Regions from separate parts of the Homo sapiens genome. Here region 1 is linked to region 2. Evidence: chromatin loops called from intact Hi-C (ENCODE). Cell type or tissue: heart right ventricle. All regions are shown on one strand. Links, peaks and the distances in the headings refer to the core of each region. The heading gives the core; the rest is flanking DNA.

What was found. A loop is a pair of places that touch in the nucleus more often than their neighbours do. Peaks named below come from ENCODE experiments on the same cell type or tissue, not always from the same donor. Only the 100,000 strongest peaks of a DNase experiment are listed, where the experiment ranks them.
Region 1: it touches region 2 in a loop (2.3-fold over the local background); 9 of 110 quality-filtered maps call a loop at or near these places.

What each region holds. Positions count from the first base shown.
Region 1 is chr4:78,597,172-78,601,965 of GRCh38, reverse strand. It overlaps ANXA3 (annexin A3), which reads right to left. Exons shown (of 13, transcript NM_005139.3): 10 at 4,552-4,647; 11 at 398-456. Among named protein-coding and RNA genes, the nearest start is that of LINC01094, 46 kb to the left of the region's middle. In heart right ventricle, for the core only: no CTCF peak of the experiment used is centred there; a DNase peak (open chromatin) is centred at 1,901.
Region 2 is chr4:77,956,934-77,961,727 of GRCh38, reverse strand. It overlaps the pseudogene LOC100128297. Among named protein-coding and RNA genes, the nearest start is that of MRPL1, 97 kb to the right of the region's middle. In heart right ventricle, for the core only: a CTCF peak has its summit at 1,968 (motif pointing left); no DNase peak of the experiment used is centred there; H3K4me3 peaks cover 545 bases.

The DNA.
Region 1 (4,794 bases), core at 954-3,453, 640 kb before region 2:
TGGCCTGCCTTCTCATTTTCTATTTAAAATAGAGGATGAACTTTTAAAATTTAATATTATACATGAATTTTCATCTTTCATACAAGTGGAATATTAGCATCTACTTAAACTCATCATATTAGAGAAAATGAGAATGTTTTAGTTAAATAGAAATCAAATTATACCTACTTAGAAAAAAATTATTTCATAAACCCAGGTCTGTTTATTTTGAAGAGAAAATCAGGTGTCTGTGTAAAGAGTGTATTGTATCATACCTTGATTTGCTGTAATATAATTTATCTTAAAATGTTTAAATTACATTAAAATAACTAATTTTTAAATATTTGTTCTACTATTTGCATACTTTCCCAAGGGAATTAAGGGACGCTAAGAATGCACATGAACTTTCCAGACCAACCTTCAAGGCTCGATGCAGTCTTTCGGCTAAAAAGGCCGGCGTGTTCCTCACACAATTAACTGTAACAAAAAGCAAATAATGTTCAGCTTCACGGAATAGAAATTGGGTTAATCTATAGTAAGTAATATGTTTTTTAAAAAGATTCTTTGGACTGTCATACCACTCTATCCCCTCCCCACAACTGGCTTTTACTTGGAATGAAAGAAAGGCTGCTTACCCTGATTTTCATAGCCTTTTAATACCATATTTGCACAGAACTTTAGCACAGTAATTATCTCCAGCCATGGGGAAAATAAAATTACCTGCCAAAGAAACTCCCACAGCGACTGACTCATCTCTGGATCCCAGACACCCCGAACACCTACGCTTTCCCTGATAACTCCCTAGGGTGCGACACTGCTCAGCTACTAGCATCTCGGGCTACTGATGAACAACCTGGGCCTGACAACTGCAGCGATGTTGCTCCAAATAACTCATTAGGCACGCAGGGGCACTGGAGTTCCATTTAAAAGCAATTTTTCCCATGGAAAGAATTTTCTTTTAAATGACTGGATTAGAATTTATAGGCTGGTTAGAGTGACTCCATTAGAACAAGTATCTGTCATCTAAATTCAGTTGCCTTAAAAAAAAAATACAATCCTTCAATTCTTTATTTTGAAATAACAAGTAAAGCAGAAATAAAACAAGAAAAAGGAAACTGACAAAAACGCAAGAGTAAATTATCTTTTAAATAAAAAGAAAATAGGAATAGAAAAGTCTGTAGGGAAGAAACCTATTTACAGCAACACAATTATTTTTATAATCTTAAATCTGATCTCTAGGTAGGAATCCAACCAAAAGTGAATGGATTTTATAATGAATTTTGGAGCTCAGAACAAGAATAAGTGACTTTCTCATCGTGGCTTATAGACTGTCTTAAGGAAAGCTAAAAGACTTTTGGCTTTTTGAGTGATTTAAGGGAAATAGAAGGAGAAATGTATTAGAAACCCAAACACAGCATTTAGAATCAAACTGTTACATGAAGTTCTCTGACAAGAAACTAACCATTTAAACTAGTAAAACTCACATTAAGTAAGCCATAATAGCTTGATAAAAAATAATGATGCCCACTTTCATCCTATTAAGCTTTCCAGTCACCTCCCTGCCAACTAGATTTGTACAATCCCTTCTTTTCATGATCCTTTCTTCCCTTTAGCTTGCCTTCTGCTTTATATTCTTACCTACTAGATTTGTTCTTCATATCTGAAAGTTTTGGAAGGTGGCAGTATGTTTCAGTGGGAAGGAGGCTTTATCACCCAGCACCATAGGCAGGGAAGCTTGGGAGTCCGTTAGAGTTAATTACCATGACCAAGAATTCATAATTGCCCATTCCCTACCCTCTTCATTGTCTTGACCACACTTCCATCAGGCCTCTCTCCTCCCACAGGTTCCTGAACTCTGGCTTGTCCCCAGTCCTGGGCAAGCCCTAAAATGCAGAACATGCCTCTGTTGCAGCTTATCTTGAGAGTCCAGCTGTCCACTGCCAGACGTGTTTCCTGTCAATCCCCAGTGATCATGCCCTTGTGCTTGCCCAACATTAAAAGTTGCTGCTAAGACTTTTCTGTTGGATTTTGAAACTTTTGCACATTTTTCCCCATCTTTTAGAGATGGGATCTCACTTTTGTCACTCAGGCTCTGGTGTAGTGGCACCAACATAGCTCACTGGAGCCTCGACCTCCTGGGTTCAAGCACTCCTCCCACCTTAGCCCCTTGAGTAGCTGGGACTACAGGCGTCCACCAACCTACCCAGCTAATTTTTTATTTTTTTGTAGAATCTTTAATATATAGATTAACAATATAAAATGGAAAAAAAATTAACCAGTTCTATCATTGCCATTGGAACAGTCTCAGAATGCTGCTCTCACTATGTTGCCCAGGCTGGTCTTGAACTCCTGGCCTAAAGGGATCCTCCTGCCTCAGCCTCTCAAAGTGATGGGATTATGTGCATGAGCCACCACACCCAGCCCAGTCTTTCAGGTTTCTGAAATCAACATGTTCTCTCTATTGAAATAGTTCTACTGAATAAAGCCTCTCCTTACTTAAGTCTGGATTTGTTCTTATTTGGCAAGTAGTATGCTCCTATTACACGATTCTAAGATGACACAGCTCAGATCGTTTTTCATGTCAAAAACTATGTGTTGACCATTGTATTGGATTCCTTGTGTATGAAATATGCAGAGTAGGCAAATCTATAGAGACAGAAAGTAGATTAATGATTATAGGAGCCAGGGGGTGGGGAGGATTGGAAAGTGACTGTCAATAGTTACAGGGTTTCTTATGCGGCTGATTAAAACGTCCTAAACTTAGATTGTGGTGATGGTTGCAAAACCTTGTGACTACATTAAAAAGCATTGAATTGCACACTTTGAGTGGGTGAACTTTATGGTATGTAAGTTATATCTCAATAAAAAATTTTATAAACTGGTTTATTCCAATGGTAGACTGAAACAAAATGAAAGTGTAACATATTTTGAACTTCAATTGAATTATAAGGTCTTTTTTTACATGATAAAATAATGTGCATTATAGCCCAAATGTAATACATTATTCAATGATATATTTCCAAGAATGCTCCTTAGCTCAGTGAATGAGAGTTTGTACATCTCAACAAAGTTTTTCAAACATTACGGCTTAGCAAGAACACCAAATGAAAAACAGCAAGCAGAATTAATATAAAGATTAACAATATAGGCCAGGGGTGGTGGCTCAAGCCTGTAATCCCAGCACTTTGGGAGGCAGAGGTGGGCGGATCACTTGAGGTCAGGAATTTGAGACCACCCCGGCCAACATGGTGAAACCCTGTCTCTACTAAAAATACAAACGTTAGCCAGGCGTGGTGGCGTGTGCCTGTAATCCCAGCTACTTAGGAGGCTGAGGCACAAGAATTGCTTGAACCTGGAAGGCGGAGGTTGCAGTGACCTGAGATTGCGCCACCACACTCCAGCTTGGGCAACCGAGCGAGACTCCGTCACAAAGAAAAAAAAAGAAAAAAAGATTAACAATGTAAAATGGAAAAAAAAATTAACCAGGTGTATCATTACCACTGGAACAGTCTGAGAACTAATTATGAAGACTGATCTCAATTCTACTTTTTTAATTGAAGAAGAAAGTTTTCCCTTTCTTAGCCTCCTCGGCTTATCTTTTAGCAATTCAGAGTCAACAATGAGCTGAGATTGTGCCACTGCACTCTAGTCTGGGTGACAGAGTGAGACTCCATCTCAAAAGAAAAAAAAAAAAGAAAGAAAGAAAAGAAAAGCCACTGATATCTTTCATAAATAACCAAATATGGTGGATTACCAAACTGGCTTAGGTCTTAGTTGCATGTGTGTGTGTGTGTGTGTGTGTGTGTGGTTTTTTTAATTAAAGAGACAAGATCTTGCTATGTTGCCCAAACTGGCCTTGAACTCCTTGGCTCCAGCAATCCTTCCACCTCAGCCTCCCAAGTAGGTAAGACTACACGTGCATGCCACTGTGCTTTGCCTACGTCTCAGTTTTCAACAAAGCTCAATAAAAATGCCAGTAGAAATAAAATATTTCAGCTCTCAAGAAGTCTACAAGCTAAACATGGTCACAAGACAAATACAAATTTAAAAAGCAAGGTAAGATTTAAAAAGATGGCTGGATGTGGTAGCTCACACCTGTAATCCCAACACTTTGGGAGGCTGAGGTGGATGGATTGCTTGAGCTCAGGAGTTCACGACCAGCCTGGGCAACATGGTGAAACCCCATCTCTACAAAAAATACAAAATTAGCTGGGCCAGGTGGTATACATGCTTGTTGTCTCAGCTACTTGGGAGGCTGAGGTGGGAGGACTGCTTGAGCCCAGGAGGTTGAGGCTGCAGTGAGCTGAGATCACACCACTGCACTCCAGCCTGGGTGACAGAGTGAGATCCTGTTTCAAAAAAGAAAAAGAAAAAAGACTTAAAAAAATAACTTCTTCAAGCATTCATTTAACAATATTTGTTGAGCGTACTGTGTGTATCCTGGACCATGTTGGGGGCTGTAGGGAGCAAAAAAAATGGATCAGTCAGGATTCTTGCCCAAAAGGAGCAGGCCTCGGCACTGAGTTAAAGCAAGTGCAAAGTAACTTAGTTTACCAGCACTCGAAGTCTTACCTATGGCCAACAGTAAGTCTTCAAAATGCCCAGATAATTCTCCTTTTATGCTGTCCACAATGTCCTTTTGGCTGATATTTCTGTATTCATCAAATGCTAAAAAGAAGCACCACAAAATTATTTAAAGCAACGCAGTTGAGCACATTTGAATATATTCTAGTTTTTTATTTGATATGCAGAAGATCAAGTAGCAAGCTAAAAAACTCCCTCTTTAAACCATGAAAATCTGGGCACAGAAGTTTT
Region 2 (4,794 bases), core at 756-3,255:
GGGGGAGGGATAGCATTAGGAGATATACCTAATGTAAATGACGAGTTAATGGGTGCAGCACACCGACATAGCACGTGTATACATATGTAACAACCTGCACGTTGTGCACATGTACTCTAAAACTAAAAGTATAATTAAAAAAAAAAAGTTTTACAGGCCAAGTACGGTGTCTTACATCTGCAATCCCAGTACTTTGGGAGGCCGAGGCAGGAGGATTACCTGAAGCCAGGAATTTTAGACCAGCCTGGACAACATAGCGAGACCCTACCTCTACAAAAAAAATTAATTAGCCAATCATGGTGGCATGCTCCCGTAGTCCCAGCTACTCAGGAGGCTGAGGTGGAATGATTGCTAGAGCCCAGGAGTTTGAGCTGCAGTAAGCTGTGATCGTACTACCACACTCCCGCCTAGGCAACAGAGCAAGACCCTATCCCCACCCAAAAAAAAAGAAGAAAGGAAAAAATAAAGTTTTAGGTAGCATATAATGAGATATAGAAAGTGTTAGGCCTTTTATTCATTTAGCAAATACTTCGAGTTTTTTTTTTTTTTTGGTTGGCTTTTTATCAATGGGAAGTGACTGAAGAGTCAGAGATGTGGAAAACCTCCAGAACCGGGATGTCTCCCTTCTACTCTATGTCCGACATAAACATGCAATTTCAGGGAAGAGGGAGACCTCCACATAGGAAGGAGAAAAAGGAAATATAACAAAATGTTAAGTGGTTGTTTTAGGAATTCTGGGTCATTGAGTTCTTTCTTTAAATTCTTAATTATGTTGATTTCTCTACTTGCCAAAATGTAATATGCTTCCATTTGTTTTAGATAAAAACCATACAGTAAAACTTTTTGTTCTTTTGGATACCTTGGATAAAAAGATATACAAATATACCTTCCATTGTTGATAAGAATACATTTCTAATTGTATATTTTTATTCAAAAATAAAAATTCAGCCAAGCCCCGGAGCTTGTGCCTGTAATTCCAGCACTTTGGGTGGCTGATGCGGGCAGATAGCTTGAGCCTAGGAATTCGAGACCAGCCTGGGCAACATAGTGAGACCCCCATCTCTACAAAAAATAAAACAGCCAAGCATGGTGAGCACCATGGCATGTACCTGTGGTCCCAGCTACTCAGAAGGCTGAGGTGAGAGGATCACTTGAGCCCAGGAGGCCAAGGCTGCAGGGAGCGTGATCGCACCACTGCACTCCAGCTGGTGCTGGATGACACAGCAAAACCTTGTCTCAAAAAAATAGTAACATTTTTAAAGTAAAAAACAAAAATTTAATTGAAGATATCAATTTTTATTTTAAAAATATTGATATTTACATGCAACCTTTTGTGACTAATTATGCTGCTGCCTCGTTTTGAGAACTACAGTTCTCAAAGCACTAGAAAAGGTGTTTGGCTCGTTATTATGTGAAAAATATAATCCAAACAAAACAAACAAAAACTAACGGTACTCAATGGCTAGAGTAAAACACAAAAACAATGGGTTCTGAAATAATGCACCTAAAATCTTCTTGTAATTATAGCTTGACAATTTTTAAAGCTCTATAGGTTCAGTAACATGATATGTGGGATTTGCTTGTAAGTTCTGCAGAAGGGATGACGACAAGCTGGGGGCTGGGTACATGGAAGGGACAGGTAAAATGGGAATAATAGCAGAACATTGATCATTGCTGAAGCTGAATGGGTATTCATTATTGTATTTTCTTCATATTTGAAAAATTCTATACTAAAAGTTTTAAAAAGAATTTTTACAAACCTCTAAATACGCATGATCACAGAAACAGAAAGCAACCTCTGTTATATTCCCAAAATAGAATGAAATAAACAAACAAAAAATTCACTCTGAAATAAAGCTCCAGGTGGCCTATAAAGTGTTTTGTGTTTTCTATTTGTACAGGCAAGTGAGAAAACAATTATTGACCAGTAAGTACGCAACTGTTTTTAAGTTGTATGAAAGGCTGTTATCGCCACCTACTGGACTCTGTTATTGACTACTTGCTGTAAAAAATTAAGATTTTTTTAAAACCAACAATCATTATTTAACAGGTCCCCCCATCCCATCTTAAGCATCTAGTTAACAAAACAGTATAAATAAAACCATCAAATTTATGTTCTTGTTTTTATATTAGTAATGCTAATTAATGTTATGTTACATCACTTCTTAGTGTGAAATGCCCCCTGCTAAAAAGGTATATATCATAAAATTTGGGTTTGAAAGTACATTGATGATCATCCTATGATGTTCTTGTTTTACAGAAGATCACAGAACTTGAATTGTTTTCCCATAGGGTAAGAACCCAGAATTTAAATTATTTACACATAGGGATAGTCCAGAAAGTTATAAACTAGTCCTGGCTCTTAAGTTCAGTGCATTATTTTTTTTTCATTTGTCTTTTAAAATCTAGACCTATATTGCAAATTTTATATCTTTTATAACTTGGCTAATTGCACACACCAGTGATTCTCCACTCTGGTGCATCAGAATGACTTGTGAAAGTTTTAAAATAAAGCTGGCACCAAAGCCAGAGATTTTTATATCCAGCCAGGGTTAAAAGAACTATTAGTAGATACCAGTGGTTCTCAAAGTGTGGTCCCTGGACAAGCATCACCATCATCATCATCATCATCATCATCATCATCATCATCATCATCATCTCGCCATCACCTGGTTAGAAATGCAAATGTTCACAGTCCACCCCAGAGTACTGGGTGGGGGGCTGTAATTTGTGTTTTGCAAGCCTCCAAGTAATTTGGATACAAGCTAAAGTTTGAGAATCACTATTATTTACTACAAAACCGGTAAATTTCTACTCTTTTACATACAAGAATTAATTTAACTGTAGTAGAGCCCTCTGGCTGTGCGTGTCTGAGGATCAGCCTCCGGGGGCTGGACAGTTTGCTGAGCCCCTTAGTGTCCCCTGGCGCTAAGACTCACACAGCGGTCACGTCCAGCTACCTGCGTCCTCCAAGGTGCCTCTGTTCATCAGGAATGGAGCCAGTAACAGCAGGTTCAAAGATTTATGGCATGAATTTGGTCATTATGATCCTATAGTTGATGTGTATGTTCCACTTGATTTCTACACTCACTGTCCAAGAGGAGTTGCTTATGTTCAATTGGAAGATGTTCGTGATGCTGAAGATGCTTTACATAATTTGGACAGAAAGTGGATTTGTGGATGTCAAATGGAAACAGTTTGCACAGGGGGATTGGAAGACCCCAAATCAGATGAAAGCAAAGGAAGGTAGGAGTGTGTACAGTTCTTCACGCTATGATTATGACAGATATAGATGTTCTAGAAGCCAAAGTTATGAAAGAAGATCAAGAAGTCGGTCTTTTGCTTACATCTATAGAAGATCTTGTAGTCCTAGAAAGAGTGGATGGACTGGAAGACCATGGTGTAGCAGAAGCCATTCCAGCAATGATAGAGTCAAACACTGAAATCAGTCTTTTTCAAGATCTAAATCCAATTCAAGATCAAGGTCCAAGTCCCAGCCCAAGAAAGAAATGAAGGCTAAATCGTGTTCTAGGTCTGCATCGCATGCCAAAACTAGAGGCACCTCTAAAACAGATTCCAAAACATATTACAAGTCTTGCTCAAGACATAAAAAGGAATCAAGGAAAAAAGAACCGCCTTGTTCCAAATCCCAGTCAAGGTCACAGTCTAGGCCTAGGTCAAAATCTAGATCAAGATCTTGGACTAGTCCTAAATCCAGTGGCTACTGATAGTATAAACCATGATCATTTTTAGGCACGTATCGTTCATTCGCTCATAGATTGGCTTAAATTATCAGGAATACAATGTTTAACAAACACTTGTTAGTTTTCCCTGTACCAGGCAATGGTTATATTAAAATGACATGCTGTTGAGAAGCCACTCTTGAGTCCAGTTTGTTTAGTGCTATGGGCAGCTACCAATTTGTTGTGTCTGTGTATATTTTTGTAAAGATTCTCGTTTTTATGCTTGAAGTATTTGGTGAAAAGATGTTGGTTAACCATAATTTGCAACATTGTCTTACTAAACTTTCATATTAATATTTGGTAGAACTGTTAACCTAGGAAGGAGTAAGATAGAGTGTTACAAAAGTGAAGTTGTGGCCACAGTACAACACTGACTGCTCAGACACATTTAGGTTCAGTGTGGACCTTTATGTCTTATCAAGATGTCTAGGCCCTTGATAATAGTTTATGATGCAATGTGGATTAGTTCTTTTGTTAACTCCACCGTCTTGGGGAATAATGCCAACTGAGTTATGTAGTATTTTCAAGGAGATTAAGTTTTTGACTGAAACATGGAGCCTTTGCTTTTTTTCTGATTTCTATAGACTTGGAACAAAAAAACATCAGAAAGACTCACCTTAAAATTTGAGGGGGTCAATGATGGCAGAAACAATTTTAAGGGGAAAAGAATGTTCTTATGTGGTTATTCTAAAATTTAAGAAGTACTGTTGACCATAACATTGCTTAGTTTTCTTACTGCCCTTAGAAACGAGTGAATTGTTTCAAAGTAGGCTATGTGTCGGGGGCGGGTGTATAGTGTAAAATAACTGAAATGTTGATGCTTACAGCACTTGGTCTATACATTCGTATCAAAATTTGCCTGCTTCTTTATGTGGGAGGCTTGCTTTTCGCACCTCAGTTTATTTAATGTGAGGCAAGTTCAAAAACAACACATTCATTCTAGGTGATTCTGTGGTGCCATGAAATTTAAAATGATTTTGGAAAAAAAGATTAGTCAGTTTTAAGCATGAGTCACATCTTTTGAATTTTTGACTACCAGTGTAGTACCTGA